Linked DNA regions of Homo sapiens: all the other regions are linked to region 1. The links are chromatin loops, found by intact Hi-C in ENCODE. Cell type or tissue: PC-9. All regions are shown on one strand. Each heading gives the region's core, and the rest is flanking DNA. Links, peaks and the distances in the headings are about the cores only. Region 1 overlaps FRMD4B (FERM domain containing 4B). Region 2 has its middle 40 kb from the start of FRMD4B. Region 3 has its middle 68 kb from the start of MITF. Region 4 overlaps FRMD4B (FERM domain containing 4B). Region 5 overlaps FRMD4B (FERM domain containing 4B). Region 6 has its middle 39 kb from the start of LMOD3. Region 7 holds the start of LMOD3 (leiomodin 3).

What was found. A loop is a pair of places that touch in the nucleus more often than their neighbours do. Peaks named below come from ENCODE experiments on the same cell type or tissue, not always from the same donor. Only the 100,000 strongest peaks of a DNase experiment are listed, where the experiment ranks them.
Region 2: it touches region 1 in a loop (5-fold over the local background); 38 of 110 quality-filtered maps call a loop at or near these places.
Region 3: it touches region 1 in a loop (8-fold over the local background); 45 of 110 quality-filtered maps call a loop at or near these places.
Region 4: it touches region 1 in a loop (4-fold over the local background); 11 of 110 quality-filtered maps call a loop at or near these places.
Region 5: a loop joins it to region 1, with 5 times the contacts of the local background. A loop is called at or near these places in 100 of 110 quality-filtered maps.
Region 6: it touches region 1 in a loop (11-fold over the local background); 103 of 110 quality-filtered maps call a loop at or near these places.
Region 7: a loop joins it to region 1, with 12 times the contacts of the local background. A loop is called at or near these places in 32 of 110 quality-filtered maps.

What each region holds. Positions count from the first base shown.
Region 1 is chr3:69,304,058-69,308,637 of GRCh38, forward strand. All of the region lies in intron 3 of FRMD4B (FERM domain containing 4B), which reads right to left. Among named protein-coding and RNA genes, the nearest start is that of FRMD4B, 80 kb to the right of the region's middle. In PC-9, for the core only: CTCF peaks have their summits at 2,457 (motif pointing left) and 2,658; DNase peaks (open chromatin) are centred at 1,214 and 2,504; H3K27ac peaks cover 394 bases.
Region 2 is chr3:69,423,680-69,428,259 of GRCh38, forward strand. It overlaps a transcript of FRMD4B not described here. Among named protein-coding and RNA genes, the nearest start is that of FRMD4B, 40 kb to the left of the region's middle. In PC-9, for the core only: a CTCF peak has its summit at 1,791; no DNase peak of the experiment used is centred there.
Region 3 is chr3:69,669,150-69,673,729 of GRCh38, forward strand. No RefSeq gene overlaps it. Among named protein-coding and RNA genes, the nearest start is that of MITF, 68 kb to the right of the region's middle. In PC-9, for the core only: a CTCF peak has its summit at 2,145 (motif pointing left); no DNase peak of the experiment used is centred there.
Region 4 is chr3:69,241,303-69,245,882 of GRCh38, forward strand. All of the region lies in intron 7 of FRMD4B (FERM domain containing 4B), which reads right to left. Among named protein-coding and RNA genes, the nearest start is that of LMOD3, 120 kb to the left of the region's middle. In PC-9, for the core only: no CTCF peak of the experiment used is centred there; a DNase peak (open chromatin) is centred at 1,799; H3K4me3 peaks cover 454 bases; H3K27ac peaks cover 981 bases.
Region 5 is chr3:69,176,700-69,181,279 of GRCh38, forward strand. FRMD4B (FERM domain containing 4B) reads right to left here. Exons shown (of 23, transcript NM_015123.3): 21 at 4,200-4,580. Among named protein-coding and RNA genes, the nearest start is that of LMOD3, 56 kb to the left of the region's middle. In PC-9, for the core only: a CTCF peak has its summit at 2,717; DNase peaks (open chromatin) are centred at 2,292, 2,612 and 2,992; H3K4me3 peaks cover 1,266 bases; H3K27ac peaks cover 3,216 bases.
Region 6 is chr3:69,159,580-69,164,159 of GRCh38, forward strand. No RefSeq gene overlaps it. Among named protein-coding and RNA genes, the nearest start is that of LMOD3, 39 kb to the left of the region's middle. In PC-9, for the core only: CTCF peaks have their summits at 2,181 and 2,383; a DNase peak (open chromatin) is centred at 2,222.
Region 7 is chr3:69,118,436-69,123,015 of GRCh38, forward strand. It overlaps LMOD3 (leiomodin 3), which reads right to left and starts at 4,160. Exons shown (of 3, transcript NM_198271.5): 1 at 3,658-4,160; 2 at 264-1,625. The coding sequence starts at 3,951. RefSeq lists an enhancer at 3,015-4,214. In PC-9, for the core only: CTCF peaks have their summits at 2,633 (motif pointing right) and 2,834; a DNase peak (open chromatin) is centred at 2,666.

The sequences.
Region 1 (4,580 bases), core at 334-4,333:
TGAGTTGGGAGGATTGGCTAAAGTGGGAGGATTGCTTGAGCCCAGGAGTTTGAGGCTGCAGTGAGCTATGATTGTGCTACTGCACCCTAGTCTGGACAACAGAGGGATAACTTGTCTCAAAAAAAAAAAAAAAAAAGGCCGGGCACAGTGGCTCATGCCTGTAATCCCAGCACTTTGGCACTTTGGGAGGCCGAGGTGGGCAGATCCCTTGAGGTCAGGAGTTTAAGATCAGCCTGGCCAACATGGTGAAACCCTGTCTCTACTAAACATACAAAAATTCACTGGGCATGGTGGCGGGTGCCTCTAATCCCAGCTACTTGGGAGGCTGAGGCAGGAGAATCACTTGAAGCCAGAAGGCGGAGGTTGCAGTGAGCCGAGGTCATGCCACTACACTCCAGCTTGCACGACAGAGCAAGATTCTATCTCAAAAAAAAAAAAAAAAAAAAAACAGTACAGGGCTGAATACTCTCTGAGTGCCACTTCTGTATATATATTATGGGCTTACTGAGATTTAAGCACGTACTTGTTTATTTTATTTACTCAAGAGCCTCACCAAGTTCATAAACAGTTCTCTCTAGATTTTGACCACTGAGGGATCAAAAGGATTGATGACACTGGGGCTCAGAACTGTTTACGTGCCTTTTCCGAGCTTGTCCAACTAGTCCATCCATTTTAGGCTGTAAATTCCCAGAGGGCATAGACCCTCTTTTACTTGCTTACATAAAATTCAATCTAAGAACATGCTGATGGTGGTGGGATAGCGTGTCAAAATGTAATAAAATATATAATGGGCCAGAAGACATTTTCAAACCTATTTTGGTCCTTGAGTAAAAAATTAAAAAACAAAATCAGAAAATTCAAAGCTGTATTCATTATAAGTAGACAGGAAAAATGAGCATAAATAATAATATGAGTAGTAGTAATAATAACAATAGCTAGTCTCTATCGAGTAATGACTCTGTGCCAACCAAGCTGGAACTCTTTATACATTAAAGCTATATTTTACAATAAGCCAGTGAGGAAAGTGCTAGAGCTGGGATTTGAATCCAGGGCTTCCTTTCTTCTTCCCTCCACCCACCACCCTACCCAGTGGACTTGTATATAAAAGTACCCGGGACTTTCAGTACTGGAGAAAATGAGACTAGAGGGTTGAATCAGCTTTTATAATGACTTCTGACTCAGTCTCTGATACTCAGCAGGTTAAATGCCGGAAAGAGTGTGTCTTTGTTTCCATAGTTACAAGACAAGGCTTCTGATACCTGTTTCCAGCTTTCCTTGCAAGAATATTATAAAGATAAATAAGCTGATTAAGTAACACAAGGGAAGGTCCTTAGAACTACTGCTTTTGTGTGTAAAACAAAATAAGATAGGAGACTGACGTTAAGAGAGTCTTACACTCTATTTCATCAAGTTTAGGATGCCACTGATATAAAGACACATCCCAATTTCACAGACGTTTAAATGTGTGTCTTAAAATACATAACATATTTGATAGTATCAGATCTCAAAAGTTTTCTTAGGAAAGATGCATCATTTTAAAAGCAAAATAGGCTAGACATGGTGGCTCACACCTGTAATCTCAGCATTTCAGGAGGTTGAGGCAGGAGGATCACTGGAGCCCAGGAGTTCAAGGCTACAGTGAGCTATGATCATGCCACTGCACTCCAGCCTGGGAAACAGAGAGAGACCCTGTCTCTGAAAATAAATTGAAAGCATAATGTATATTTGTATGAACTTGCATGGAATGGTGTCTATGAATGAATGAAGCAAGTTGTACAATAGCATATACAGCATAAACCAATTATGTTAACCACAGATGCACATTCAAAACACTATTAAATATTGATGAACATTTTTAGATATATTTCTGGAGAGTCACACAGCAGCTTGCTAGTACTGGTTACCTCTGTGGAAGAAACTACAGTTGCAGTGGGAAAGTAATCAAAAGGGACTGGACTCAACCATGACATTAAAGAAGATATTCATGCATATATTATAAGAAATAGTTTTTTAAAAGGATAAATTACAAATTAGATTTTAAAAAATCCACCCACAATCTCATCAATAGGAAAAAGTCTAGAAGAATTTTTTAAAAAATGCCCATAATTCTACCACTGAAATATAAAGGTTACTTATTGCTTATAACTTGCTTTTGTCAAATTTTCCCATCAGCAAATATAATAGATCTAACCAATATCTTAAAAAGACAATCATATCTACCCCTCTCAGGAGTGCAGACCAACCACAAAGCAAGTTTTATTTTTGGCTAGAATTGCATCAACAGAAGGCCCATTGTCACAGTCCCATTGGAAGGGACAGTGATCAAAAGTCACAGTTGTGTTGTAAAGTCTATCTGTTATTTCTTGGTAAACAAAGCTTATTTAGCAAAGCCTTTCAAAACATGAGAAGGCAAAACAAAAAGTGAAATGGGTGAAGAGATGGAACCACTACGGTGACCTGAAGGACTGGTGCCTCAGGAGGGCCGTGACTGCCCTCTAGGGGTGAAAGACTAACTTTGCACACAGAGCTGCGCAAGGCCCTAACAAGCGTAATCTCAGAAATGCTATCCCTCTCCCAGTAACGTGACCTTGAATCTGTGGTTGTTGGTCATCATCACTGCTTTTATTGCGTAATTGCCATCTATTTTTCCGTTTCTCCTCTTGGCCTGTGGATGAGTTGTAGACAGTAGCTACTTTCATTGACAAAATGTTCCTTTCAGCTTTACCAAAGACAAAAGACGCATGTGGCATCTAGGCTGGAAAATAAACTCAGACGGCATCCTGGGAGGGCCCTCACTCAGTGGTTTTACGGGGGCGAAGGGAGGCAGGAGGAAAGTGCTGAAAGAAAATACTTTCCAAAAATATTTACCAAAGAAAAAGAACTAGGCTTGTGACCAAGACATTCCAAGGAGACACCCTTAGACATAAGCAATATTCCAGGCCCGCTCCCCAGAAAGGTAGAAATGGCCAATTTCCACCCCCTCAACAGCCCCGCTCATACTTCTTCTGAAAATAAACACGACTAGAGCCAGGAGACACCTCCCCAAACTGGTCATAATTCAAAAAGAGACTCTGCCGTCACTTGCCGGGGAGTGCACAGAGGACATTGTGGAGCCGGGGTTCTTGGAAAGACCATGACTATAGTTACCTCCTTTGGTTGAACCAAAGGAGGTAACTGGGAAAAAGGCTGTGTGAACCATTCTTCTCCCAGCGTAGTTTTGAGAAAGAAATCTCAGGGCAGACAACAAGAAGGGTGGCCCAAATAACTGAAGGAAGTCATTCCCATTATTCCTTTTCTTTTCCTTTTTGGACAGTGTCTCGCTTTGTCACCCAGGCTGGAGTGGCACAATCTCGGTTCACTGCAACCTCCACCTCCTGGGTTTAAGTGATCCTCATGCCTCAGGTGCCTGAGTAGCTGGGATTACAGGCGCCCACCACCACGCCCAGCTAATTTTTGTATTTTTAGTAAGACGGGGTTTTGCCGTGTTGCCCAGGCTGGTCACAAACTCCTGACCTCAGGTGATCCACCCTCCTCAGCCTCCAAAGTGTTGAGATTACAGGCGTGAGCCACCACACCCGGCCTACTATTTCTTTTCTTTCCGAAGAGAAGGTCTTACAGTCTGAACCCCTTACTTACGCACTGTCTGGTTTATATTCAACTGAGCTTGGAGCTTTTCCTGAAGCCTCCCATGTGGCCAGGACCCTCTTTTCCAGTCTGCCACAAACCTTGCAGTCTGAGGGACCTCTGACACTGCAAGTCAAAGCCGCATTCCTCCTCCCTATAACATCCTTCCATGGACTGGGTGTGCCTCCTCCATCTGTGTGACTAACAAGGCTCACCTATGATCTTGTCCCCACGATCAGGCCAACGTCTTCACCCTTGGGCAAATGTACCTTGTTCGTTGCCATGTTCATGCATTTGCCCACAAAATAACTCTTGCCTAGGATGTCACCTCTCATCTCCCCTCCCATCTATTTAAAGTCTACCTTACCTGCAAGATCCAATTTTAGTTACTCGTCTGTGTGACGCCTGCTCCAGTCCTCCTTCAGTTTCCTTCTTAACACTCCCTTACTGCAGTACATTGGGATGACAGCTCCCTTTTATTGTGGGCCGGTGCTATATGCTCTGCCTACCTTACCTGATTTAATAGTATTGAATACTAGTACCCTATTACAGGTGCCTTATGTAGTACATACTATATAAGGCACTGTTATTATGTCCAGCGTACAGATGAGAAAACTTGAGTGTCAGAGATGTTAAGTAACTGTTCTAAGGTCACACAGCTAGCTATCAAGATTCTCTGATACCTGCTCCTACCTCCCTCTCAACCCTCCTCCTGTACCACTTTCCCTCTTAATCTCTGTACTCTCATCACACTGGCTTTTTTTTTTTTTGTTTGGGACAGGATCTCACTCTGTCACTTGGGCTGGAGTGCAGTGGTGAGATCATGGCTCACTGCAACCTCCACTTTCTGGGCTCATGCAATCCTCCCACCTAAGCCTCCCGAGGAGCTGGGACTACAGGTGTGCACCATCATGCCCCCTTAATGTTTTTGCATTTTTAGTAGAGATGGGGTTTCA
Region 2 (4,580 bases), core at 203-4,202, 120 kb after region 1:
CTCATGAACGGGATTAGTGCCCTCATGAAAGAGGCCCCAGAGAGCTGCCTTACCCCTTCTACCAAGTGAAGACACAATGAGAAGGTGCCATTTATGAACCAGAAAGTGGACCCTTATCAGGGTCTACCAAATCAAGTGGACTGTCAAGTGGTATTAGCAGGACCCTCATCCATTGACACTGAATGGCCTGGTGTCTTCATGGTGAATTTCCCAGGCTCCAGAACTGTGAGAAATACATTTCTGTTGTTTATAAGCTACCCAGCTTATGGTATTTCGTAACAGCAGCCCAAATGGACAAAGTTCCTAAGTGGAAGGCAGCTGCAATGTCCTTGTTAAAAAAAAATAATGTCTTAGATAAGCTTCATTCAAACATGAATTATAGTACTTTTGATATGAGTTCAATGTTAATGAATCAACTACATATATTAAATAATGTGTCTTTAAACAGAAACACACTTAAAACAAGGTTATGTACTGACTGGCTGATGAGAATGTTGTGACGAGGTTTATAGCAGCATAACTTATTTCCCCCTAGGTGTGATGTTTCAGTATTTGCTAATTTGGTGTTCATGATGCCTTTACTGAATATAACTACCTCAAATAATGAGAACTGACTGTATACTGACACTAAAAGGACAAGGTCTCACTCTGTCACCCAGGCTGGAGTGCAGTGGTGTGATCATGGCTCACTGCAGCATCGAACTCCTGGACTCAAGCGATCTTCCCGCTTTGGCCTCCCAAAGAGATAGGATTACAGGTGAAAGCCACAGCACAGCCAGGATTGTATTATTAAGGCACATGTGCCTTAGTCTGTCACTTCTGAGTGGTTTCTCTCTTAGCTTACTAATATAAGAAGCAAATCCACAGACAAAGAGGGATGGGAATAAGCAATTTTCATAAGAAACACAAACAGCCAATAAATATACAAAAATCCTTCACTGATAGTCGGAAATAAATATTAAACAAATGAGATATTTTTTCTCCTATTAGATTGGCAGAAACAGAATTACTTTTATAAGACAAAAGAATTGAGGTAAGATATATGTTGACTACCTTAAATCCCAATATGGGATTTAAATAAAAAAGCAACTTCTTTAAAAATTCAAAGATGAATTTAAAATTTGCTTAGGAAGGTAATTCTGAAGCTGATTTCAAGAGGCAAAGCTAAAATAATGAATGTAAGATTCTAAATAACAAGTTATATAGATGTAATATAGAAAAATCACAGGTGCTGTTGACCTTATCTTTAGCCTTTGGTAATTAGGACTTGAACTATAACAGCCTTTTATTTCTACCTACCCGCAACCCTCTGCTTTTATGTACTTTACCTCTGCTTACTTCTCTGCAGCCAGACAGTGACTTAGGCAAATAGGAAGGTAGGTGATGTGCTATTAGTGTTTTAAAAGGCTTTCATCTCTTCCATGGTTTTTCATGGTGTTATTATCTCTTATCAGTAGTTAATTTATATAGTATTTCCATGATGCCTTCTTAACAATATCCAGTGTATTAGCGTCACCTCCTTCTTACACAGTAAATTCATTTCAACACTGCATTGGCCAGAAAGGACATGCAGTAAATGTTAATCAATTCTATTGCCATAAGAAACGTGCATGGAGTTAAAGTTCACAAGAAACAGAAGCTAGAGAACTAACAGCAAAGTGGAACTTGCTGCTCATTAGTTCACGAACACACTCCCCAAAAGTGAAGAGAGACACTCTCACCTGAAACTAGTGCTAGAAGTAGTTATCCTGTTCACACAGCACACCCTACTGCCCATGGGGGAAAGTTCACTTCCAATGCACAACTGAGAAATTAAATATGGACCCTGCTGGCCAGCCTCCACCTAAATCTCATCTCTAATCGATCTGCAATTCAATAACATGCATGTCTTCTTTTGCCCCTACCTTTCGTGATGGCTTCAGCTGAAACATAAAAGGGCTTTAAAAGATTAATAGTTCCATCTTGATGCCAGGTGAAGTAAATTCCCAATTCATTCAATCCTCACTGTGATGTTTTGCACTTGGTACAAAGTAGATGCACAATAATGTTTTATAAAAGCACCACAATAAGATAGGTATTATTTTTATCTTTTTTTTCAGAAGACTTAAAAGGATTAATTAGTAACTCTCCAAAGATCCCAAAGCCCAAGTAAGTGGGGGAGCCAAGAGTTGAACCTCATCTAACTCCAGAGCGTATGCTTAATGACTACACTATATTACCCTCTTATTCTTTAATGCTAAAATAAGCTTTCAGCATTAAAAAGAAATGAACCGTCAGGTGATAATTAGTTTCAAAGTCTACCATAACAGGTTAGGCCTTTTAATAGCTTTAATACCACAGCTTTTGCTAAAGATTGATCAAGAACACAGGCCATTTCCTAAATACCTCACACAAAGGCAACTCTAAGCAAGTGCTAATTTTAAAACAGGGCATATGCCATGTTATCAATAGGAATCCAAAGTTAAACAACAGAATGGGCTAAGTGTGGAGCTTCTGGCATATGCTGGGATGTAACAGCCCTTCTCTTTAAATCAGGTGTTGCACCCATATAGTTTGCTAAGGATAAGGTATGAATAAGGAAATGCTGGGGCTGTAATGAATAGGTTTTCATTATTGTGGATTTGAAACAAACTTTTAAAAGCGTGTGTGTGTGTGTGTGTGTGCATGTGTGTGTGTTGGGTAAAGGATTACGGAGATTAACATTCAAAAGACAGTCAACAGAGAATAGTCCAGAAGTGGAAGGAATTTACGACTTAGCCTTAGAGTTTTCTCACGTTAATACCAACCTATTGGTAATGCCTGCCTGGAGCCCTGTTTCAGGAAGTATTGTGAGACCCGTTCTGAGTTCTACAAAGAAAGGGTGCTGTGTTGATTAATAATGTCTGTCCTGGCAGAGGAAAGGAGGGGAGCATATTAACTGCATAGTTGCTTTTCTTAGGACTAGAAGATTCACAGGAGTGCCATATTTGTTCATTACCACAGAGCTATCTCAGAGCTGCCAGCTAGGACTGAGAGGAAAGATCACACTGCAGACCCAGGATATTTAAATCAGAAAATAATTTTAACCGTGAAAACACAGGGTCTATGGGATTTATCCTCAGATGTAATAAGATAAGCCCACAGATGCGCTTAGGGGCTGAGATGACAGAAAGGCCACTTGGCTGAGAAACAGGAGGGAAAAAGAGCCAAGCAATATGGCTGAGAATTTGTTCTCCATACTGGTACAACAGAGCTTGGTAGATTTGCTATTTCTTTGGCTCAGCCTCATAGATTTTGGAAATGTGACTATTTATAGGGATTCTTATTTTTTTATTTCTTTCACTCATCCCTTAAAAGTTTTAAGCAAAGTCTACTTGAAAAATGTCAGCCTGTCTCAGGTGTGCTGAGAGAAAATTAAGTTTTGTCAGTGTTTAGTCAGAATATAAAAGGAGGGGAAAACTGACCTCTGGTGGTAAATTTGGAAAATCCCTAATACAAAGATTTCCAAAAAGTGATCCAGGAAGCATTAACCCCTCAATATTTTCTGTGGGAGAAGGGCTCTGTGGTAAAAATAACTCTGGGAAACAATTACATACTATATAAATATAATATATATTTATATGTTATATAATATATTTATAATATATTGTTATATATTACTTAATATACCTGTTTTTTTGGCAACTCATTGTGTTTAAGCCCTTAAGAATTCCTGCAGAAGAGAAACTATTTAATGCCTTTTAATTCAGCATTTTCTAAATCTGTTTGAATATAAACATGAAATATATTTTTAAAATTAACCTAACATTTTGGGAGACATGAACCTTAGGGAGAAGAATATAAGATCACGTTTTCCCCGTCCAATATGGAGAATTCCTTTCAGAGCTCTTCTCTGATAAAACCTTAGAACACTTGTGTTTTTACACGTAGCCTTCCCTTCCTTGTTCTCCTCCATGACTGTGTTTAGTAAGAAGCTAGGTAAATGTTTTTTTTTTTTTTTTTTTTTTTTTTTTTTGAGACAGATTCTTACTCTGTCACCCAGGTTGGAGTGCAGTGGCTCCATCTCGGCTCACTGCAAAATCCAACTCCCAGGCTCAAGCAATTCTCCTGCCTCAGCCTCCCAAGTAGCTGGGATTACAGGCATGTGCCACCACGCCCAGCTAATTTTTGTATTTTTAGTAGAGACTGGGTTTCACCATGTTGGCCAGGCTGGTCTCGAACTCCTGACCTCGAGTGATCTGCCCACCTCGGCCTCCCAAAATGCTGGGATTACAGGCGGCGTGAGCCACCACGCCCAGCCAAGAAGCTAGGTAAATGTTAAAGAATAATTTCCCAGTTAGAGACAAATCATTTACATATTTCAAGTTAACAAGCATCTACTGAAGAAAAGCTAGTAGCTGTATCAGTGCACTCAAGCTTTTCAGTTGTAACTATGCAGTAGAAATCTTAAAAAGGCCAACATAGTTTATAGATGACTCTTCTAATACAGAAGCTCTTCAGAGCTGGGAGTTGGTAAAACAGTGGCTCAGACTATTTTGTGCTCTGGAGCTATATAATTTTGGGGTTTGATGACAACCAGTTCTGCATCTCACTAGCTGTGT
Region 3 (4,580 bases), core at 330-4,329, 370 kb after region 1:
ATTTATTGGTTAGAAACAAGTCACACATCCTGGATTTGCTAAAGGAGAGGAAATTATATAAGGTATGGAGCATTGGGAGTCACTGTGAGGCGTGTCTGTCACTGTACATTTTCTAAAATCCTGAATGGGACATTGTTTTCTTTGGCAGAGCTAATGGTTGCATTCCAGTTAATCCAGTTATTTCTTTAGTCATTTGTATCAACAGATACATTCTAGTTTTGTTTTTTTTTAAACGTGCCCTCTTTCTGAATCTATCGTATCTCTTTGACTAGATTTTAAAACTAAAAGGTAAGGATAACATCTCTGTGTATTCTTCATAGCTACTAGTGTGGATCTCAAAGTAGGCTTTTACTAAATGGTTGTTGCACACATGAATGAAGCTTTTGGCCTATGTTAGTTCACCCCTTCCAAGCTGAGTGATCTCTGGCAAATTGTTTAATTATTGTAAATCTCAGTTTCTTTAACTATAAAATGGGAATAATCATACTCCATGAAGAAATCTTGTAAAAGAGTAATTTGAACACTGTCACTCCTCTGTCCTCTGCTTTAAATCTTCAATGTCTCCCCATGCACTTGTAGTTGGTTCAGATTCCTCAATTTTGGCCTCTAGGCCCTACATGATCTGGCCTCTGCCCCTCTCTCTAACCCCATCTCCTGTCACTGTCACCCACTCAATAGGGTGGGCCACAGAGAACCCCTTAACTTGCCTAATTATCCCCAGTTCCTTCCTGCCTTGGTGCCTTTGCATTTGCTGTTCCTCAGCCTAGAATGTTCTTCTCCCAGATCATATCACCAATTTCTCATTCTTTTTTTTTTTTTTTGAAACAAGTTCTTGCTCTGTCGTCCAGGCTGGAGTGCAATTGCTAGATCATGGCTCACTGTACCCTTGACCTCCCTGGGTCAAGTGATCCTCCCAAGTAGCTGGGACCACAGGCATGCGCCACCATGTCCAGCTAATTTTTGGTAGAGTCTGGGTTTTGCCCTGTTGCCCAGGCTGGTCTCGAACTCCTAGGCTCAAGCAATCTGCCTGCCTTCACCTCCCAAAGTGCTGGGATTACACCACATCTGGCCATTTCTCTTTCGCATTATCATTCAGGATTCACCTCAGAAGTCAACAACTCTAAAAGGCTCAGCCAGACCACCTCCATTTGCCTGTGCAATTCATTACCCTTCTTTATTTTCTTTATAACAATGATCACTTCTGAAACTTGTACTATTTGTATATATGTTTCTTGTGTGCCTGTCCTTGCCAGAATGCAAGCTTCATAGAGGCAAGGACTTGGCTTCCTTTCCACTGGATCCTCAATTCCTAGCACAGGACCTGAGATATTTGTTAAATAAAATAGTGTTATTTTGTAATATATATGTAAATATATGTATATATTATGTATAAAAGCACAGTTCATGAGACATAATTTAAAATAGACAGACATATAAACAGAAGGTGGTATGAAAAATAAGTAGGAATAGTTTTATATTCAGGATAAGTAAAACTGGGGTTCTAGCCAGAACTGGTAAACTCTAAATTTCTTCTTCTAACCACTTGAATATTTTTTTCGTTGATCAGTACTCGGTTATCAGGAAAGGAAGATACCAGGCAAATAGATTGTAATTTAGTGCCTGGCACACATGAATAAAAGCAAAATCTAATGATATTGGAAATTCATGAGGCAAAAAGAAGTGATGAATCACCACCGTTCCATCCATAATTTTTTTTTTTTAAGAGATAGGGTCTCCCTATGGTGCCCACTGGTCTCGAACTATTGGCCTTAAGCAATCTGCCTGCTTTGGCCTACCGAAGTGCTTAGATTACAAGTGTGAGCCACCACACCCGGTCATTTTTTTTAATGATTTTTAGTGATGCAAATTCATTTCTATTACCTTAATCTATAATTATGATTGATTTATTGAAATAAACCCACTGGGATTTTTAGAAAAGCAATTCAAAATAATCATTTAATTTTGCTTTTCCAAAGGACTGAAACAATTAGTGTCAGCTGCAGTGTGCACTTATAAGAAGTGAAGAGTGCCTATATTTTTGCATATATTTGCTATGGCTTTTGAAAACAACTTTTGGGAAGATGGATGAGGGGAAGGAAGGTAGAAACTAGCAAAACTCTTTGTCAGACATTGCCATCTGCTGGTATATTCCCAAAATGCAACCCTGGACTCATTTCTTGTCAAAAATATAATTTAGGTGTTCCAAATTCCTCTGTTATTCAAATTCATGTAAAATCTGGGATTCAGATTCAAATTATGTTTGAAAATTAATGTATTATAAGTAAAATTTCAAGGTATTAGAACAACTGAATGAACGGTTTCTCTATTGTGCTGAAAAAATTCCAATTCCAGATTTTTAAAAAATCCTCATTAAAAAAGATCATCGTTATCGTTTAATCGTCTGCATGGGAATAAAGCAGCAAATTAAAGAGCCTGGAGCTCTACCCTCTCTGCAGTTTACTAGATTAGGGCTAAATTAGCTTAATTTGCTTGGTCAAGTGCCCATCACAGCACTCTCCCTTCACTCCATGTGGAGCTAATAAGAACTGACAAGTCTAAAATATGAGACTTGCCTTTGCTCAGCACTAACCCAGAGCCTGATGCTGACCATAGCCTTTAGTGTGTCCTAGTCTGCATCTACTGCAGACATGGTCGGCAGCAGCACAGGACTTGGCTGGTGTTCAGGCCACAGAGAACTGTGAAGGGAGCTGACTGTTCCTGTGATGATGGGTCACAGCACAACAGCAAAGGGAGTTGACTGTTCCTGTGATGATGGGTCCACAGATGGGGAGGCAAAGCCGGGAATTGTACCTGATGGCCATGCTGGCTGCCCTTCTATGGGATAAGCCCCAGCCAAACGGGTTGGCGTGAATATTCTGGACTGGACTTTTCCCGATTTCAGATCTTCCCTGAGTTGGAAAGCAAATGCACTTTCCCCAGGGTTAATGGGGTTTTACTAACAGCTGTGATGATCTTCCTTAAAGTTAGCATCCTGCAGTCTTTACAAGAGCTTGCTTTCTATTTTAATTTAAGTGTGTGTGGGTTTCAATTGACTGTCACCGCTTGGGATGCCATAGGGTGTTCGATGGAGTCTACTTAAACAGATGTGAGTTCCAACATACCTAGCTCCTTATCAGTTAGGTGACCCCATGCAAGCTACTGATGGTGGTGACCCTGAGTTTTGTACTCAAGATTTAACTTCAAGTTCATATATAACCTCATGTGTGGACTTAGGAAGTTCATGAACACCCCCTTGAAAGTATATGGGTTGTGTATGAGTTTGTATCATGTGGTTATACACATTTTTGTTCCTAAGGCATCCCTAAGCTTTCATCAGATTTCTAAAGTGGCCTATAACTTCTCTCCATGCTCCCAAAAAGTTCAGACTTTCTGTGATTCTGCTATTAAATGATGATACTAATGGCATAGAATTCACAGGGGTTGTTGTGAGGATAATTTAAAGTGGGTAAAAAATCACAGGCAGTGTGCCTGATACCTGTAAATATTAGTTTAGATGAGGGTATCAGAGCAGAGGTCAAAACTATTACTAAACTTAAGAGCCACAGTAAGTGTAATTTGGACTTGCTGTGAATGAACTTATTGGGAATCACTTAATGACTAGCAGCACCCTTGTGACCCACTGCAGTGTAATTCCTTCAATTGGTCTGATGATGTTATTGGTATTATCCTCACTGGGCCTGATTTTCCTGAAGGGAACTGAGCTGTGTGACCTTCGATGAGTTCAGATTTTTACCAACAATCTTCGATTATCAAAAGCAGAAGAAAATGCTTCTGTGTGAAATCAAAGGCTTTCAGGTAAATATAAGGGTTTAGAGAGTACATCTTCTATTATGTACTTAGTGAGGAAATTAGATAATGTTAAGGTAGATGCTTGATAAACATTCATTCCCATTCACTATTTTTTTATTTTTTATTATTTATTTATTTTATTTTTTAACACAAGGTCTCATTCTGTTGCCCGGGCTAGAGTGCAGTGGCACAATCTCAGCTCACTGCACCCTCCACCTCCTGGGCTCAAGCAATCCTCCTGCCTCAGCCCCCCAAGTAGCTGGGACTACAGGTGTGAACCACTACACCCAGCTAATTTTTGTGTTTTTTGTAGAGACAGGGTTTCACCATGTTGCCCAGGATAGCCTTGAACTCATGAGCTCAAAAGCGATCTGCCCGCCTTGGCCTCCCAAAGTGCTGGGATTACAGTCATGAGCCACCATGCCTGGCCCTCATTCTCTATTTAGGAAAAATGGTTTCATAAGAGAAATCCAGCCCCTACTAAATTTATCAAGTTTTATTTGATGGCTAATGTTGAAAATTCTGTTTCATTACTCAGGGAAAGCAAGTATTAAGGAGTGAAAAAGGCATTGACTTGGAAATCCAAAACACCTGATTTTAAGTTTCATTTACTAGGGATGATCTTGAGATATGGTTTTGGAGAAGACTCCAATTCTTCATCTATGAAATGTGGATTTTAAATTCCACATTATTAAAAGAGTCACTGAAATAACCAAGCACGTGGGAATACTCAACAGATGGCAACTAGATATGTGAAGTAAGAGAGTTCC
Region 4 (4,580 bases), core at 207-4,206, 63 kb before region 1:
CAGCAAGAGGCTGAAATAAGAGTGGAAAATGCTGCTTATGTGTCCCCTTCTGGGAGATTCATAGCGCTCATGAGCAGATTGAAAACTTAGCCAAGAGAACTTGGGAAACTTTGTTTAACTTTTAACCAAGTATTGTAGAGAGGAAAATCACTTCTCAAGAGTTTTCACAAAAGTGTTTTGTTGATTCATCAAAGGCCCGACCTGAAATAAGACAAAAACGTTTCATTTCTGTCAAGTAAGCCTTCTTTATTCTGCTGGCCAGGAAGGTAATGATTCTAACAAATTTGTGTTGGGATACAAAAAAAGAAACTGGTTGGGTGCAGTCGCTCACACCTGTAATCCCAGCACTCTTGGGAAGCCGAGGCTGACAGATTTTCTGAGATTCAGGCGCTTGAGACCAGTCTGGCCAACAAGGTAAAACCCCGTCTCTACTAAAAATTAAAAAATTAGCCAGGCATGGTGGCTAATTTCAAGAAGAATTGCTTGAACCCAGGAGGCGGAGTTTGCAGTGAGCTGCGATTGCACCACTGCACTCCAGCCTGGGCAACACAGCGAGGATCCATCTCAAAAAAACAAAACAAAACAAAACAAAACAAAAAAACCCCCAAAAAACAAAAAAGGAAACCTCTAACAGTGGTAAAATGCATGTGGTTTGGAGCCCTAATTTGCCACTCTCTAGCTATGTGACCTAAATAGTAAGCTACTTAACAGCTACAAATCTCAGTTTTCCTATCTATAACATGGGGACAATGACAGTGCCATCAAAGGGTTGCTGTGAGGATTAAACATATTAATAATAGTAACGATGGCAAATATTGTTTATTGAGACAAAGAAATGGTTCCAGAGAGGCTAGGCAAACTACCCACAGGTACATAACAAGTGGCTGGGCCTGGATTTGAACCCAGGCAGTTAAATTCCAAAACTCCTCTCTTCACTACAGCCTTCCCATTGATTCCAGTGGGTACTCAGCATAGCGCCTTGCCCATGGGAGATGATATTTTTATTATTATCATTGACGGTAAAGACTCTGGAAATGAAATTAGATTTTAGAGCTTTAAGTGCTCCAGAGGTGTAATAACTAAGGGGCAAATTTCTTGAAAGTGTTTTTATCCTCCCTTCCTTAACTACTCTCCAGGGCATCCAAAGAAATTCCTTTCCCATGGGAAATAGCTGCATTTTTTTTTTTTTTTTTTTTTTTTTTTTTTTTTTTTTTTTTTTTTGTAGCACAGCTGTAACTTGTGAATATTCCCTTCCCACTTGAAGCTGGGTGTTAATATACTCTCATTCTGACCCAGCACTGAATTGCAAAATGTAGTCACTCACTTTTTCTTACAAGTAGAAGCACCCTAATCACATAGTTACTTGGTAATTTTCACCTCTCAAAATCTTAGGAAAAAAAAAAAAAGGCCGGGCTCGTTGCTCACCTGTAATCTGTAATCCCAGCACTTTGGGAGGCCGAGGATGGTGGATCATGAGGTCAGGAGTTCAACACCAGCCTGGCCAACATGGTGAAACCCCGTCTCTACTAAAAAATACAAAAATTAGCCGGGCGTGGTGGTGGGCACATGTAATCCCAGTTACTCGGGAGGCTGAGGCAGGAGAATCGCTTGAACCCGGATAGCAGAGGGTGCAGTGAGCCGAGATCGCACTACTGCACTCCAGCCTGGGCAACGAGAGTGAAACTCTGTCTCAAAAAAAAAAAAAAAAAAGCTTTGCTTTTACAAACTCATTTGTGGCTGGCAGCTGGGTGATAAAGCCTTGCCTCCTTGCCGTGTCAGCTTTCAGGAATTCTCTGTTTGTCTGTGTTGTGTTACCCAAGTAGCCTGTTATCTTTGCGGTTTAAGGGCTGACTTGGAAATTCAGACTGTCATCTATTTAAAGAAAATGGAAGTCCCCACTCCACTATTTTAATTAACTTTCAGAGAGCAGGGTTTCCTACTGGTTATGATAATGTTAACTTAAAATACTCTGAAGGGAACACGGCAGGAAACAAAATAAAAAGGGAGGATTGCTGTTTTTAAAGGTATTCTAGGAAGAAGAGTTTGAACAAAGCCATGAAGGCAGATAGCATGGGCCATGCGGAGAAAAAATGAAGAGAGGCATGAGCAGATACTAAGGAGTATGCACAGCAGAGAATGGGAGACTAAATGTGTAATGCCAACCAAATATGGCCTTGAATGCCAGGTTGTGCTGGTGTTGGTGGGCAGGTGTCTGTGTGCAATGAGAAATTAAGAGATTTTTAGAAATAAACAATGATCAAATCTATGTCGTAGGAAGGTAGCTGGAAGTTACGCACAGGCAGTAGTGTGTGGTGGAATCAGAACAGATCTGAGAACTCACCAGCAATGTAACAATCTCTTTGGGCTTAAATTTTACATTTATTACTTTGTTCAATGGAGATAATAGCTAATGTGGTAAGACTGAATGAAATCAGACATGTACATTTAAAATAATGCTGTAGGCCAGGTACGGTGGCTCACGCTTGTAATCCCAGCACTTTGGGAGGCCTAGACGGGCAGATCACCTGAGGCCAGGAGTTCGAGACCAGCCTGGCCAACGTGGTGAAACCCCGTCTCTACTAAAAACACAAACAATAGCTGGGCATGGTGGTGCTCATCTGTAATTCCAGCTACTTGGGAGGCTGAGGTAGGAGAATTGCTTGAACCCGGGAGGCGGAGGTTGCTGTGAGCAACCTCACACCACTGCACTCTAGCCTGGGCGACAGAGTGAGATTCCATCTCAAAAAATAATATATAAAATAACACTGTAATACCCAATTATTAGCTCAACACATAATTCACACACACACACTTTTACAGTCAGGCTGAGTGGGAAGGAATGAGGGCTGAGAAAGTTGCGGTGCTGATCAGCAGAAGGAAATCTGTCTGACAGGTGGGAAAAAGATGGGAAAGGAAAGGGGAAATCCTCAGACAGCATGCAAGAGAGAATGGAGCTGTAATTCAAAGGGAGACAATGGAAGAGGAGCTGGTTTGGAGGCTGGGCTGTTGGTGAGGTCAGCTTCGGAAATGCTGAATTCAAGAAAGAGGTGGATATTCACAAGGAGTGGACCAGAGCAGCCTTAAGAATTAGGTGGTCAGTCATTGTTTTTACTGAAAAAGCCACTTTGCCTAGGAAGGTATTTGGGGACATATTTTGGTCAATGTTTGTTTGTTTATCATGTTTTTTGAGACACAGTCTCAATGCCTGTAGTCCCAGCTGCTTGGGAGGTTGAAGCAGGAGAATCTCTTGAACCCAGGAGGTGGAGGTTGCAGTGAGCCAAGATGGCACCATTGCACTTCAGCCTGGGCGACAGAGCGAGACTCTGTTTAAACAAAAATCCCAGCATTTTGGGAGGCTGACGTGGGCGGATCACTGAGGTCAAGAGTCTGAGACCAGCCTGGACAACATGGTGAAAACTTGTCTCTACTAAAAATACAAAAATTAGCCGGGCATGGTTGTATGTGCCTGTAATCCCAGTTACTTGGGAGGCTGAGGCAGGAGAACTGCTTGAACCCAGGAGGTGGAGGTTGCAATGAGCTGCACTCCAGTCTGGATAACAGAGCAAGACTAAAAATAAATACACACAGATGTTCATCACAGCATTATTTATATTAGCTTTATGGGGAAAAAAAGCTAATATAAATAAGGCCATGATGAACATCTTTTTTCCCATTATTTATATGGGAAACAAGTAATATTTGTAACAATAGGGGAGTCCATCATGTCCATCAATTTGGTAAAATAAGATGGATTACAGGAACTGTTTTAAATACTTTACAAATGCAATATTAATTCATTTAATCCTCACAGCAATCCTATGGAGTGTGTATTATAATTGTAAGTCCCATTTTACAGATGAGGAAACTGAGGCTTGGAGATTTTAAGTAATTTGTTCAAGATTACACAGGTAATAAGTAGCCAAGCTGGCATTTGAATCAGGCTGTCTGGTTCCACAGTCTTTGCTCTAACCACTACAACATTGCCTCATGGTATTTTATTTTGCCTGACTTTCTTTGTGTGTGTGTGTGTGTGTGTGTGTGTGTGTGTGTGTTTTTAGACAGAGTCTTGCTCTGTTGCCCAGGCTGGAGTGCAGTGGAACGATCTCTAGCTCAGTGCAAACCTCCACCTCCACCTCCAGGTTCAAGCGATTCTTGTGTCTCAGCCTCCTCAGGAGCTGTTATTACAGATGTGTGCTGCCATGCACAGATAACTTTTGTATTTTTAGTAGAGACAAGGTTTTGCCATGTTGGCCAGGCTAGTCTCAAACTCCTGGCCTCGAGTGATCCGCCTATCTCGGCCTCCTAAAATGCTGGGATTACAGAAGTGAGCCATTGCACCTGGCCTTGGCTGATTTTCTTTTCTTTTTTTTTTTTTTTTTGTGACAGAGTCCCACTCTGTCATCCAGGATGGAGTGCAGTGGCACCACCTTGGCTCACTGCAACCTCCACCTCCTGGGTTCAAGCAATTATCTCGCTTCAGCCTTCCAAGTAGCTGGGACTACAGGCGTCTGCGAACGTGCCAGGCTAATTTGTTTTTTTTTTTTTTTTTTTTTTGAGACAGTTTCACTCTTGTTGCCCAG
Region 5 (4,580 bases), core at 268-4,267, 130 kb before region 1:
AAAGTGAAAAATTGTTAAGGTCATTCAGAGGTACATTGCAATCAGCTTTGTCAGAGGAGAAATTTAAGAGGGTTTGAAATAACAGAGTTCCTATTCCAATTTAGTGACTTCCTGGCTATGTGACCTTAGGCAAGTAGTTTATCCTCTTTAAGCCTCAGTTTCCTCATCTATAGAGTAGGGATAATAATATTAATATATTCTGTATAGGTATGATGCCAGGATTAAATAAGGTAATTATGAAAATCTTTAGCACTGTACTTGATACAAAGTACTCAGTAAATAACTATTAATATTATTATTGAGAATAAGATTAATTGAAAGATAAATTTGTCAATTCAAAAAATAATCTAGGTTGGGGCCAGGTGTGGTGGCTCATGCCTGTAATCCAAGCACTTTGGGAAGCCGAGGCGGGAGGACCACTTGAAGCTAAGAGTTCAAGACCAGCCTGGCCAACATGGTGAAACCCTGTCTCTACCAAAAAATACAAAAATTAGCTGGGCATGGTGGCGCATGCCTATAATCCCAGCCACTCAGGAGGCTGAGACAGGAGAAATACTTGAGCCCATGAAGTTTAAGTTGCAGTGAACCAACATCACACCACTGCACTCCAGCCTTGGTGACAGAGTGAGGCTCTGTCTCAAAATAAATAAATAAATAAAAATAATTTCAGGTCAGCTCAGTGGCACAAGCCTGTAATCCCAACACTTTGGGAAGTCAAGGTGGGAGTAACGCTTGAGCCCAGGAGTTCAAGGCTAGCCTCAGCAACATGGCAAAACCCCATCTCTGCAAAAAATACAAAAATTAGCCTGGCATGGTGGTGCACACCTGTAGTCCCAGCAACTTGGGAAGCTGAGGTGGGAGGATCACTCAAGCCTTGGAAGTCAAGGCTACAGTGAGCCATGTTTGCACCACTGCACTACAGCCTGGGCCACCAAGTGAGATCCTATCCCAAGAAAGAAAATAATAATAACACATAAATAATTTTTAAAATAACTGAAAAGACAAGCAAGAAAACAATTCTCATATATTGCGAGAATCTTCCCATTCACGCTATGGTGTTATAAAGGTAAGGTGATGAGTCTGGGTTTGTCAGAGGCCTTGGAGGAAATGTGTTCCATAAGTTGACTTATTGAGACTTGACTATTCCTCAGCCAAAGACAACACTGGCCGCTAGCAAGATCAAGGCTATTTTTTGTCTTAAAAAAAAGTGTGTATGTGTTGGGGTGTGGATTGGGGGAAGAGGCGAGGTGGTAAGTAGCACAGGAAGGAATTCAGGAAGAAGGGATTTAGTTCTACAGAGGAACTGAACTGGAACAAGACAAGGACATAATTTGGGAGCGAAGCCCAACAAATGCCTCATCACTGGGCGTTTGTTGTCCTCTCTATAAAACCAGTTCTGCTCCACGCCTAGGATGGACAAGATAACCACACGCCATGATACTCGTTCAAGACTCAAAAACCAGCACTGCCCTTTTTCCATTTCCTGTTTCTGGCTTCAGACCTACTCCTCTTCTCTCTCATACACACAAAGTGCCTGTGATCACTATGGGACAAACGCATTTCAAAACTCATCTGTGGCCCTGGATGTCATGAGGTGTTGACTAACAGATGTAACACTCTGAGTTTGAGCTTCCAAGCCATTTCCAAACTGAAATCAGAGGCTCTAAGCCTTGGTGGTTAAGATGTTAGAGCTGTGGGGCTGGGTGTGATGGCTCATGGTTGTAATCCCAGCACTTTGGGAGGCTGAGGTGGGAAGATCACTTGCAGCTAGGGCTTAGAGGCCAGCCTGGGAAACAGAGCCCAGTCTCTACAAAAAAATAAAATTAGCCAGGCATGGTGGTGTGTACTTGTAGTCCTAGCTACTTGGGAGGCTGAGGAGGGAGGATCGCGTTGAGCCAAGGAGTTTGAGACTGAGTGAGGTATAATAGTATCACTGCACTCCAATGTGGGTGACAGACTGAGACTGTCTCTTTAAAAAAGAAAAAAAAAAAAAAAAGGAGCTGAGCTAGGACAGAATCCCCAGAATCCCCATCCCACCACTTAGTAGCTTTGGAACTTGGGTTATTTAAACTCTGTAGCCAGAGTTGCCTAAGCTGCAAAATTAGGATGATAACAATAAGCATAACAATAGCAATCACTATATAGAACTGTTGCATACATTAAATAGGAGAGTGCATGTAATGTTCTGAATGTGCATGGCATCTAGTAAGCTGCCAACAAATGGTAGTTGTCATTACTAAAACTGAGTCACCGAGAGATCCTTCAGGTGGCTGGAAGGGACTACAATGCCAGGACTAATCTGGCAAATAACTGGAAATTTATCACTCCATGAGAATGACGCCTGCCTGTTGTAATACATTTCTGCAGTTTTAAAGTGGAGACAGAAATGAGGGGAATTCCAGCAGGGAATTCTGGGAGTACTGATTCCACCCCTGTAGTTCTTTAAAGAGTGATGCCTTTTGGTCTGTGGGGCCACATCTTGCTGGTGTCAGCAAGGCTCACACCAGGTCTGAAACAGGAAGCTTTACCTCCATTTCACCTTTACTAAGCTAGCAGCCAGGAATGTTGAGTTTCCTCAGTTAACACCTGCTTCCCCCAGGCACCACCCCAGCCCTGTGCCGTAGTGACCATCCACATGCATCTCAGCCCTCCTTGTTTGGTCTTTCCCTTGTAGTACTCTGTCTGTTCTGCCCAGGTTTGACCTGTGAAAGTTTCTCACATCTTGAACTTTAAGAGGAAGAAAGGTGTTTTCTAGGTCAGAGCCATAAATAAGAAATAATTACCGAAGCCCTTTCATATGTTAGATGTGGTAATAGATGGGACAGCCCTAGTGGAAGTCCAAAGTCCTGCACAAATAGGAGAGAACTTGAACCCAAATAGAAATCTCCATGGAAACGCCTCATCAACAAGTACATGAAACTTTTAAAGGTGTAGTTTTCACTTGACTATTATACAATGACTCAGGAATCCTTATACTATGTCTCACTAAGGTGTCATGTTAATAAGGGAGAAGGTGAGACTCATGACCTACAGGTTTTCTGGCAGTTTGAGAATTCATTCATTTCTTAGCGTTTTAAAATTGCTTAATTTTTAAACATTCCTCTGGCTGCTGACTCTGAGCTCATCGTGGCCAGGAACTAGTTCAACAATGGGTCCTCCACATCTTGAATGTGGCTGCTCATTTGCTGAATAAATAAAACCATACACAGAGCCTCCCCTATCTTCTATTTCTCTACTTAAAGTACCTAGTACAACTGGGAGTAGGCAGGAAGTCCTCCACAAATGTTAGCAGAGTTAGGGGCCAAAGTCAACATCAAGAGTATAAAGGAAACATCTCTAATCAAAATTATCTTTGAAAATCCCTTAAGTCAACCACAACATAGGTATATATGAATACTGAATTACAATATGCATGGCCAGGCACTGCGGCTCTCACATGTAATCCCAACACTTTGGGAGGCCAAGGCAGGAGGGTTGCTTGAGGCCAGGAGTTTGAGACCAGCCTGGGCAACATAGCAAGACCCAACCTAAGCCTCCTTGTTTCTACAAAAAAAAAAAAAAAAAAAAAAAAGCAAATTACTTAGAACAGTGCTTAATCAATGCCAGCTCCTATAAGGATTCTTACGAGCCTTATGCAGGCACTTGCCTAAGTACCTGCATAATCCCAGGCTTGCATTCAAAGCAGTCCTTAGATGATCAATCTTGGTGGTGAACCAGGAGGGATGTATAATTCTAATGTTTTCTGCTTACCTGAGGGTTTATTCTTTTAAAATATCAAGCCTCAATGACGTGAACACATTTAAGAGATGTGCCTGTCAACGTAAATCCTAAAAAGACAAAGCAAGTGAAACCCCTAACACATCCCAGCCTAGGCGACAGAGTGAGACTCCTTCTCAAAAACAAAAAACAAAAAACAAAAAAAAACCCTAAAACAGGGCAGCACAGAGAGTAAATGCTCAATCAATGTTTGCTGGATTTGAATCTACAATTTGCTTCATTAGACTCATGTGTACTGAGTTCTTTGGAGAGCTGGAAAGAACTGTTTTTAAGTTGGAAATTCTTATTGTGGGGTTCCACCGAATGGTTGCCCCACTTTTGACCCTGAGTACTGGTCTCATGATCCGTGAGGCGGTTTTAGGTGGGCAGGAAACACGATGTAAATAAAATCCAGGTGTTGCGTGTTTTTACAGTATTCTCACCTGAAGAGTACGAGGATGCACGACTGCTTGGAGAACAAGGTACTTGCAGCCCCGCAAACCCCAGGCATCTCTGTGATCCCCTGTCTGAGTCAAAGCTGGTCTGCGGGCTGTGTCCCTGATCCTTCTGCCCAGAGGCCCGCTGGTACCAGCCACGCAAGTGCTCGGCAACTAAGGCCTTGTGGATGTTTTTGGTGATGTGCTCCGATTTTGCAGCAGCCTTCCTTGGCAGCCGGAGAGTTGCATATGGGTTATGGGGTACCCGGTCGACCTCATCTTCGTGAAAGGATCTGCTGTAGTCCCTCTGGCGCTCATATCCATAGTGGGCTGAGGACCGGTAGGAAGGGTTGACACTATACTGTCCCTCGGTGTCATTCTCATAGA
Region 6 (4,580 bases), core at 305-4,304, 140 kb before region 1:
AAAAAAAAAAAAAAAAAAAAAAAGTAACTTTGGTATAATGGTTGAAGAAAAAGGAGAAGCAATGTAAGCATAAATGCCTGAACATTTTACTCTTTTATCAATAAACATTACTAGAATGCGATGCATTTGAATCCATGCTTTTTTCCAAGGAAAACCTTCATTCTATCTTCTGCTTCCTGATATCGAAGCTGGATCTTATTACAAGGGTAGGATGCACCATGGAAAGCATGCCTAATTTTTTTGTTCGTTAGTCTTTTTGAGATGGAGTTTCACTCTTGTTGCCCAGGCTGGAGTGCAATGGTGCGATCCCCGCTCACTGCAAACTCCGTCTCCTGGGTTTAAGCAATTCTCCTGCCTCAGCCTCCCGAGTAGCTGGGATTACACGCATGTACCACCATGTCCTGCTAATTTTGTATTTTTAGTAGAGATGGGGTTTCCCCATGTTGGTCAGGCTGGTCTCGAACTCCTGACCTCAGGTGATCCGCCCACCTCGGCCTCCCATAGTGCTGGGATTACAGGTGTGAGCCATCACACCCAGCCCATGCCTAAACTTTTTAAACTACAGAAGGAAAGCTGATCTTCATCAGTTAGATCTCTGCATTATGCAGACTGACCACTGTGTTATTATATATAACATGGTGAAAAACACTGTTACATATGGCTTGTTGATAGCCCCACCTCAGTAATTTAGTTAAGCTTTAGATAGTCTGTTAACCACAAAGGCAGCATTTGATGTCAGGTCAAAAATCAGATCCAACTATGATTTTGTGGTTGATAGTTCAGAGAATGCTCTACAACAAAGGAATTGAGAATGCAGTGTGACGATATCTTTCTAACATTTAATTCAGGGAAAATGTCATCGCCAGCACAGCTTAACATTAACTGGGCATTTTAAATTTTTATCTGCTCACCTGGCAAATCTAATTACAGCACTGGTAAAATTACACCCTGGAATAGAAAAACTGTAGCCTAAGTCACATGGTGAAGGACAGGTATGTGTGAGAGAGAAAGGGGAAAGAATGAGCTTTAGAATTATTCTGATTTGGGCTTGATTTCTGACCCTCTACTTGATCATGTGACCTTGGGCAGTGTGTCTGAGCAGTTCCTCCAGGCTTGCTTTCCCCCTCCCATCTGTAAAATGGGCGTCTATTTTACAGATGGGAGAAAGATATCTCCTCTGGTTATTTAAGATGAAGTGTTAACTCAGTGCAGTGCAGTTCTGAGTCATATTGGAGTCTGACGCAAAAGGAAAAATCGGTAATACTGAACTCGTATTTATATAAAATTTTGACTTTTTTCAATTTTATTTATTTTTGAGACAAGATCTGGCTCTATCACCCAGGCTGGGGTGCAGTGGCACGATTTCGGCTGACTACAGCCTCAACCTCCCAGGCTCAAGTGATCCTCCCCCAGCATCCTGAGTAGCTGGGATCATACGCGCACATCACCACACCCAGCTAAATTTTGTGTTTTTTTTTGTAGAGACGGGGTTTCACCATGTTGCCCAGGCCGATCTCAAACTCCTACACTCAAGCAATTCACTCACCTCAGCCTCCCATAGTGCTGGGATTACAGGTGTGAGCTACTGTGCTGGGGTGACATTTTTTTAATCATGGGAAAAAATTGCGTGAAGTTGGATTTTTTCAAAAGACTGCATTGAAATATTATTTATCTTGTCAACCACGTTTTCGGGTGCGCTCTTAAAATTTGCACTTCGGCAGGTACCTCACTCATTTAACCCTAAGCCTGGCCTTGGCACTCAATGACTGTTAAATATTAATATTTAATGTTTGTATTTAATTTAATTAATATTTAAATGAAACAATGTTAAATGTTATTAACCCTCTTATATTCCATTTCCTTGTAGTATCCCATTAGAAACAATAAGGACAACAAACATTTATAAGGGCTCACTTTGTCCCAGGCACTGTGCTAAGCTCCTGAAGTACATCATTTTGTTGAATCCTTAAAATTTTAGGAGATTGTTACGATTATTTCCACTTTATAAAAAGTGACATTTTTAAAAATTTAAGCTACTTCCCCTAGAAGACATAGCTAGTAAATGGAGTTGATGGGCATTAGAAATTAAGTTTTGTTTGCTTTTTTCTGCAGGGCTGCTGAAACTTGTTTGTACACCTCGTGTTGAATTAAAGTATGAATTCAGACTCAGCAACTCCTGCCTGCATTAACCCAGATAGGCCTCTAGGTGTCCTCATTGACCAAGCTCCAGAATTCTAGGCCAGAGAAAAACTACTTTTAGAAAAGGGTTTCTCAAATAGTTGTGTGACATGGAAGTGCACATTTATGAGAAATATAGCAGCGTTGAGTGTCCGTGTGAGATGGTGATCATGACTCTAAAATAAAATAAATCTGCTTGCTTATGTGATTTTCTCTATGAATATTCAGCTCCTTGGCTACAGGTTGATCGCTGGATTTTAATACAGTCCTAAAGGACTGAGATTTTGATTGGCTGCAAATAGATTTGATGGATGGATGGATTCTTGACCAATGTTATGTAGATGTGATGGAACCCAAATGTTTGTTTTAAGAACCTTTAAAACTGTGCCCACTTAGTCCAAATTGTAACAGATTTCTAAATAAATAAAAAGAAGAAAGAAAAGGTTTTCTCAGGCGTTTTTCAGGTTTCTCAGGTTTTCTCAAGAGTTTGAGTTTTCTTAAACTCTTTCAGGGGAGTTTCTATATATTCTGTGCATGATTACAGACCAAACTGGGCCTGTCCTAGAAGGTTTTCAGTCTGAAGAAAGCTCTGGGATCAAGCAGGGCCAACTTCTCTGTGGATGGGAAGGATATGACACCCATTTGCTCAGCCTACAATCTCCAAGGGTGTGGGGTTTCTCAAACATCTATTATTGTGCTACTTACTCCTGAGCAGGGGCCTGGCAACTAGGTTTCCTGGGTGTCTTGAATCTACAGGACATGTCCTGTTTTAATGATTTTGCTTGGTGTCCTGTATGGATTTTTTTTCCAGGATGCCTTAAATGTCCTATATTCAGCTTTTTAAAAAATTAAGTTACAAAAATTTGGTGGTTAGAGCTATTTTTCAAATTTAATTGGCCTCCGGTATTTGCATTTGTTAAATCTGACCGTCCTACTGGCTGGCTTGTTTGCATTCATATGAACATAGAAAAGGTAGGGACCTGTCTTTGAGCCAGCAGCAGGGCTGTCCTAGGACAAGCCTCAAGTGCTTGTCCTAGTCCTGACTAAGCAGAAGAGCTGTAGCTGAACTGTTAGGAAAATGCCTTAATCAGTTTGATTCCTCAGGTTAGACCTGTGTGAAACCTCCCTGCACAGTGGACTCCAGAGTGGAACAAATTCATGCTTTACAAAGTTTCTGTCTTATACATTTGTGAATTGGAATCCAGGCCTGTGTACCTTCTAGCTATGTAACTTGGGCAAACTACTTAACCTTCTTGAGCTTCTGTTTGGAATTAATAATTGCAAACTTGCTGTGAGGATTAAACAAGAAAAAAGTGGCCGGGCATGGTGGCTCACACCTGTAATCACAGCACTTTGGGAGGTCAAGGTGGGAGGATCACTTGAGGTCAGGAGTTCGAGACAAGCCTGGCCAACATGATGAGACCCCGTCACTACTAAAAATACAAAAATTAGCCAGGTATGGTGGTGCATGTATGTAATTCCAGCTACTCGGGAAGCTGAAGTGGAAGTATCACTTGAACCCAGGAGGCAGAGGTTGCAGTGAGCCAAGATTGTGCCACTGCACTCCAGCCTGGGCAACAGAGCAAGCCTCTGTCTCAAAAAATAAATAAATAAAAATAAAATAAAACTAAATAAATAAATAAGAAAAAAGTGTTCCCAGTACCTACAGCAGTGCCTGAGACGTGAATCAGCCCTCAACAATGATGAGTTAGTTTAGTATTGTCATTTCAGTGGCTAAACTAAGGCAGTGCAAATCCTCCAAACATCATCTTAATATTCAACAACATCTTCTGACTTTTCTCCCTCAGGAAATAGTTTATATCATGAAATACCTTCTAGAGACTTGATGTTATGCTGAGCTGGTTAGGTGCATTATCTTGTTCAGCCCACACAATATCCTTGTGAGATATGTACTAGAGAGGAAACTGAGGCCCAGGGAGGTCAGGAAACTTCCCATAGTTCATATAAGCAGCCAGTAGAAAGGCCAGGAAATATTCCAAGCACAGCAGTCTGTCTCCAGGTCTGCATGACTTCAAAGCCTACACATTTAACCACTATTTTATAAAGATGGGGATGTCTGCTTAGACACCCACTATCAGATCCCTGAAAGGCTTCTTCCATCATAATTGAAGGGCTACTGGAAATGCCCTTCCCAGTCTTGGACTGTCAGTATTCTTGATGATATATTTCTCATCATTGCTTTCCAATCCTTAATCTTTCCTTTTTTCTTTTTAGAGACAGGGTTTTACTTTGTCACCGAGGCTGACGTGCAGTGGTGTGATCATAGCTCACTGTAACCTTGAATCCCTGGGCTCCGGTGATCTTCCCATTTCAGCCTCCAGAGTATTTTGGACTACAGGGGCATGCCACCACTCCCAACTCCTTTTTATTGTTTTGTAGAG
Region 7 (4,580 bases), core at 389-4,388, 190 kb before region 1:
CCAGCCTATAGTAAATGCTCCCTAAATGTTAGCTGCTAATATCGTTGTTACAGAAGTCATATAGGCGTACCTAGAGATGGGGTGCTACAGGTGTACATCCTTAGGGATAGCAGTAATTTAGTTCTATTGGTAATGCTCATTGGCTTCCCCCAGTTGGTCTCAATTAGTGAGTATCCCCTTATGTTAAAACAGAGAGGGAATAAAGTTGGGATGCATTTACTATGGAGGGTGCTCAGTCACCATTTCTCCCTCCTTCTACTTACAGGTTTAAGATAGGCGACACTGCTGTGACGAATGTCGTTTAGCAGCTGATCTCTGGGAGTGATTTCCACCAATGGGGGTGGCCTGTTTCTCGGCACTGGCTTGAGCGTTTTGATGACATCTTTGAGGTTGGTTTTCTCGGGTGGTTCTCTGGCTTCCGGCATCCGAGATTTGCGCTGGATTCTCTTCAGCTTCACCACCCGGAAGGAGTCAGGGTCTGTCCTGTACTTCGGGGCCTGCGATGGCTTTTTCATCATTTCACTGCGTTGACTAAAGGGGACATTTTGGGGGTTGGGAGGCCGAGGTGGCGGTGGCTGGAAGAATTCCTGCATTCTGGAATCTGGCTTGGGTCCTCCCAACAGCTCCCACATCCCAGGGGGCAGCCCCAACCCATTCTCTAACATGGCTATCAGCTTCTTCTGTTCCTTGAGTTGCTGCTGTTTTTGCTCTTCCTGTCGTTTCTGCCTTTGTTTATCCTGATTCCTGGTGAGCAGATTAGTGACCACCATTCTGGGACCCGGAAGCTCAAAATGGTAGCCCATCTTCAGGAGAGTGTTGTTTGCCTTCAAAAGCCTGGCTATTTCCATTTCAGCATGGTGACCCAACATGTGCCTCTGATTGTGAAACCGAAGCTCAGTTAGCGTCTCATTAAACTGGAGACACCTCATGATGGCCACAATCCCTTTACCTGTGATGAAATTGGACTCGATGTTGAGAGTGGTGATGCTTCTATTTTCACGCAACATGTTAGCCAAGGCAAATGCTACATTCTCATCTGCACCCACATTGGCTAAACTGAATGTTTTGATGTGCTTGTTTTTCTTCATTGCATTGACAAAGTCCAGTAACATTTCTTTGGGGATGTTTTCAATGTTGTTCAGGTTGAGTTCCTTCATGTCAGGATCATTTTTCCTAACTCTCCTCAAGCTCCCATCCAGGTCTGTCTGGTTTCCTGAAGGCCTTGTACTTACCTTCAAAAAGCTGGTGTCTAGAGCTAACTTCTTAGGATCTAATTTCGATATTTTTTTCTCACTTTGTTCTTGGGCCTCTGGTCTGTCTCTCTGTTCTTTGAATGCTTTGTCAGTTACCTGCTGGCAGTTGTTCTCACAATTTCTAATTTGTTCCTTTGCTTTGCCTTCCTCTTCTCTGTTCGTTTCTTCACTCTCTTCACCATCATCTTCTCCTTCGTCGTCATCATCATCATCTTCTTCTTCTTCATCTTCTTCATCTGTTTCTTGGATATTGCTGCTGCCCTTTGATTCTCTTTTATTTGCAACTATTTCATTATTGAGCTTTTCTTTTAAATACTGGGCCATATTTTTATTACGTTTTTCTATTTCTTCATGCTCTTCTTGAGTCTTTTCCTACAAGAGAGGTTTATGAGGGTTAGAATACATAGCAGAGAAGAAATATGAAGTGGAGCATCAGCTAGTGGAGATAATAAAAATGCTTATTTAAAAGAGCTGGTTGCTATTTTAAATAATCCTTATTTAAATAGCTGATTGCTAAAAATGGGTGGTTATTCTATCCCATAAATTAAAATGAGTATTAAAAGGAAACCTTATTAATTTTAATATTCTGTACTTTTTAATGGTGTTTAATTTCAGAAGCAGTTAAAAATTGTTTTGAAAACCTCATAGAATTGTTCATCGATACACTGAAGCTTTGATTTTGTATCTACCAAATAGGCATCTAGTACCCAACAGTCCTGAGTTAGGGCAATAATTTCCTTATTATTCCAATATATTATAAATGTGATACTATAAATATATTAGAATAAGGAAATTATTGCCCTAAAATTAACATCCCTACAATGTCTACTAATCTAGTATAGAATGTACATGAACTTCCTCTGAGAACATAACATAATGTATGGGAAATTAGATACGTTTGACATTTTGGAATATATATATATTTAAAAACCTCAATTTTGATTTTGAATATATATATATACATATATATATTTAAAACCTCAATTTTGATTCTATTTTTTCAGTTCTTTGACAACTGCCATGATACTCTGTCTAGGACAAGTTTACTATCCCAGTTTCTTGTGAAAGAAAGTGCCTAGGAACCAGGGCCAGCTGTAAGATGAAACAGGATTATGCAGACATTGAGAAATAATTGCTTAGTCTGGGAAATAAAATGGGCCTTTTATCAATAATATGTATTAGATTCTTGCACATCAATTATAATGCTTTTCTATGCAACTTGTGGGCCTCATAGATATCATTTTGAAAGCCAGTATAGCAAGTTGAGACACAGGTTCATTTGAGCAAAAATTTCATGCTCATAACATAGGTCAGAAGAGACAGTGACAAGTCACCTTAACCACCTGAAGTCTTCACCACTGCATTTCTCACCTTGACCAGAAGGGGGAGCCAACCATCAAGCTGTTCAAGTTATACCAGAGGAAGGAAAAACATGTTGCAAGTACTCGTTTTTACCCCCTGAAACTGGCATTCACATAGAATTGGCTTTTCATCCATTGATCTCCAGTTGTAAAAAATCTGCAAATTGTACCTTGAACTCTAACCTGATCAATCCAGCTGTTTCTTTTCTTAATCTTAGCACATGTTTAAACTCTACTGACTGTAAAACCAATTGACAACTTTCCTTAATTACAGCCAGCTTCAGAGTAATTTAACAAGATGTATCTTTGTAAACAGGCATAACCTAAAGAGACTTTACCTAGGAGGCATCTCTGTCCTCTTTTTGTTAAGTCATTTTCAAGTGGAACATAAAAAAAAAAATTATGCTCATGCACAGTAAGTTTGCAGAGTTAACAATTCTAGCTTTCAGGTTTTAGAAAGTGAAGAACTAGCTTCAAAACCACTTAATAGCCATCGATTTCTAAATGTCATCACTGACAGCCAATACATAGTAATAATATAAGACATTTTCTGGTTATTCGACTTGGTTTAATTGCAGGTTGTGTGGCCAGACTTCAGGAGGACTGAAATGTTTGACACTGTGTGCGAAACACTGCGTATGTTTGGATGTGCCAGAGAGACAGAGGCTACAGAGCTGTCATTACTTTCTCAAAGGGGCCTGCAATAAAAAAGAAAGAGAGAGGTAAGGACAACTGCCTCTGGGTTATGAGTTAAGTCACTAAGTATCGTGGCAATAGAACACAGGCTTTCTGACACAGCAAACCCGACAGCAATTTTTAAAAAGAGACATTTGCAAGAAATTACCCAATTTTCCCCTTGTAAATATAAATGTGTTTCAGAAAGTTCCAGTCGGAGTAGGATTAAATATTATGGTTTAATCTAGATATGGCAAAAACAAAGCAGAACCAAACCCTGGAGTCTTGAGAAATCACAGTTACAACAGAGAGACCTAACAGCCCATCCCAGGCAGCCATTTCTCGGTTGTACACAAATCTCTGGTTACCTCGGATTTCACAAAGGTGACAGGAACTCGTTCCTCTTCCAGCATGCGCCTGGATGCCTTTTCCCAATACATATAATCAACAAGAGATTTATGATTGAAGTTTCCTGTCGGTGGCTTGTCAGTTTGATCTTTCTGAATCATTCCCACGGGAAGGCTGGGGTCAGGGGCCATGACTTCCATTTCCGACTGCAGTTCTTTCAGTTCTTCAGCAGACAAGTTGGCCAAGATTTCATCTTCATTAATCTCCTCATCGAGAAGTTCTTCTTGATCTGAATTTCTGCTGTGCTCTGACATTATTTTTTCTAAATATTATTTTACTAGAAAAGAAGAATAATCAAAGATGATTTTTAAAAAGAAGGAAAAAAGCCTCAAGAAGGTCCCCCAGTTAACGAGTGTCCCAAGTTAACACACCCTTGAGATATTTTTTTTTTTTTCCCAGGAACCTCAGTGGTTTGCTGAGCAGCTAGGAGTGATCACAGCTAAGCTCTTGCCGGATCTATATTAAGCAGGGCTTGGCTGGATGGGGTCAATTTATGGAACAACTATGCTGCTCTCTTTTTGGCAACTTGAGTCAGCTGCGCAAATCCATCTGACATTTCAGTACAGCTGCTATGTTTGCCAGAGACTAGCAGAGACTACAGAATCTCTGCAGGAATAAAATTAATTATCTTCCTATATGCCATCATATTGCCATACACAAATTCATGCAGCTCATACATACATACCCCAATACTCCAGGGGATTCCACTTGTTTTTATTTAAATATTAAAGCAACTTACAATATTTCAGAAGGGAAATCCAACCAGCAACCTGAGTTGTTTCTGAAGTAAAGAATTCACTTGAAGGTAGAAATCAAGCTCTTAGGGTCTGCCTCTTCCCTACAAGGTGAGTGTGGAAGCAAATAAAGTGGTGCACAGTGGAAC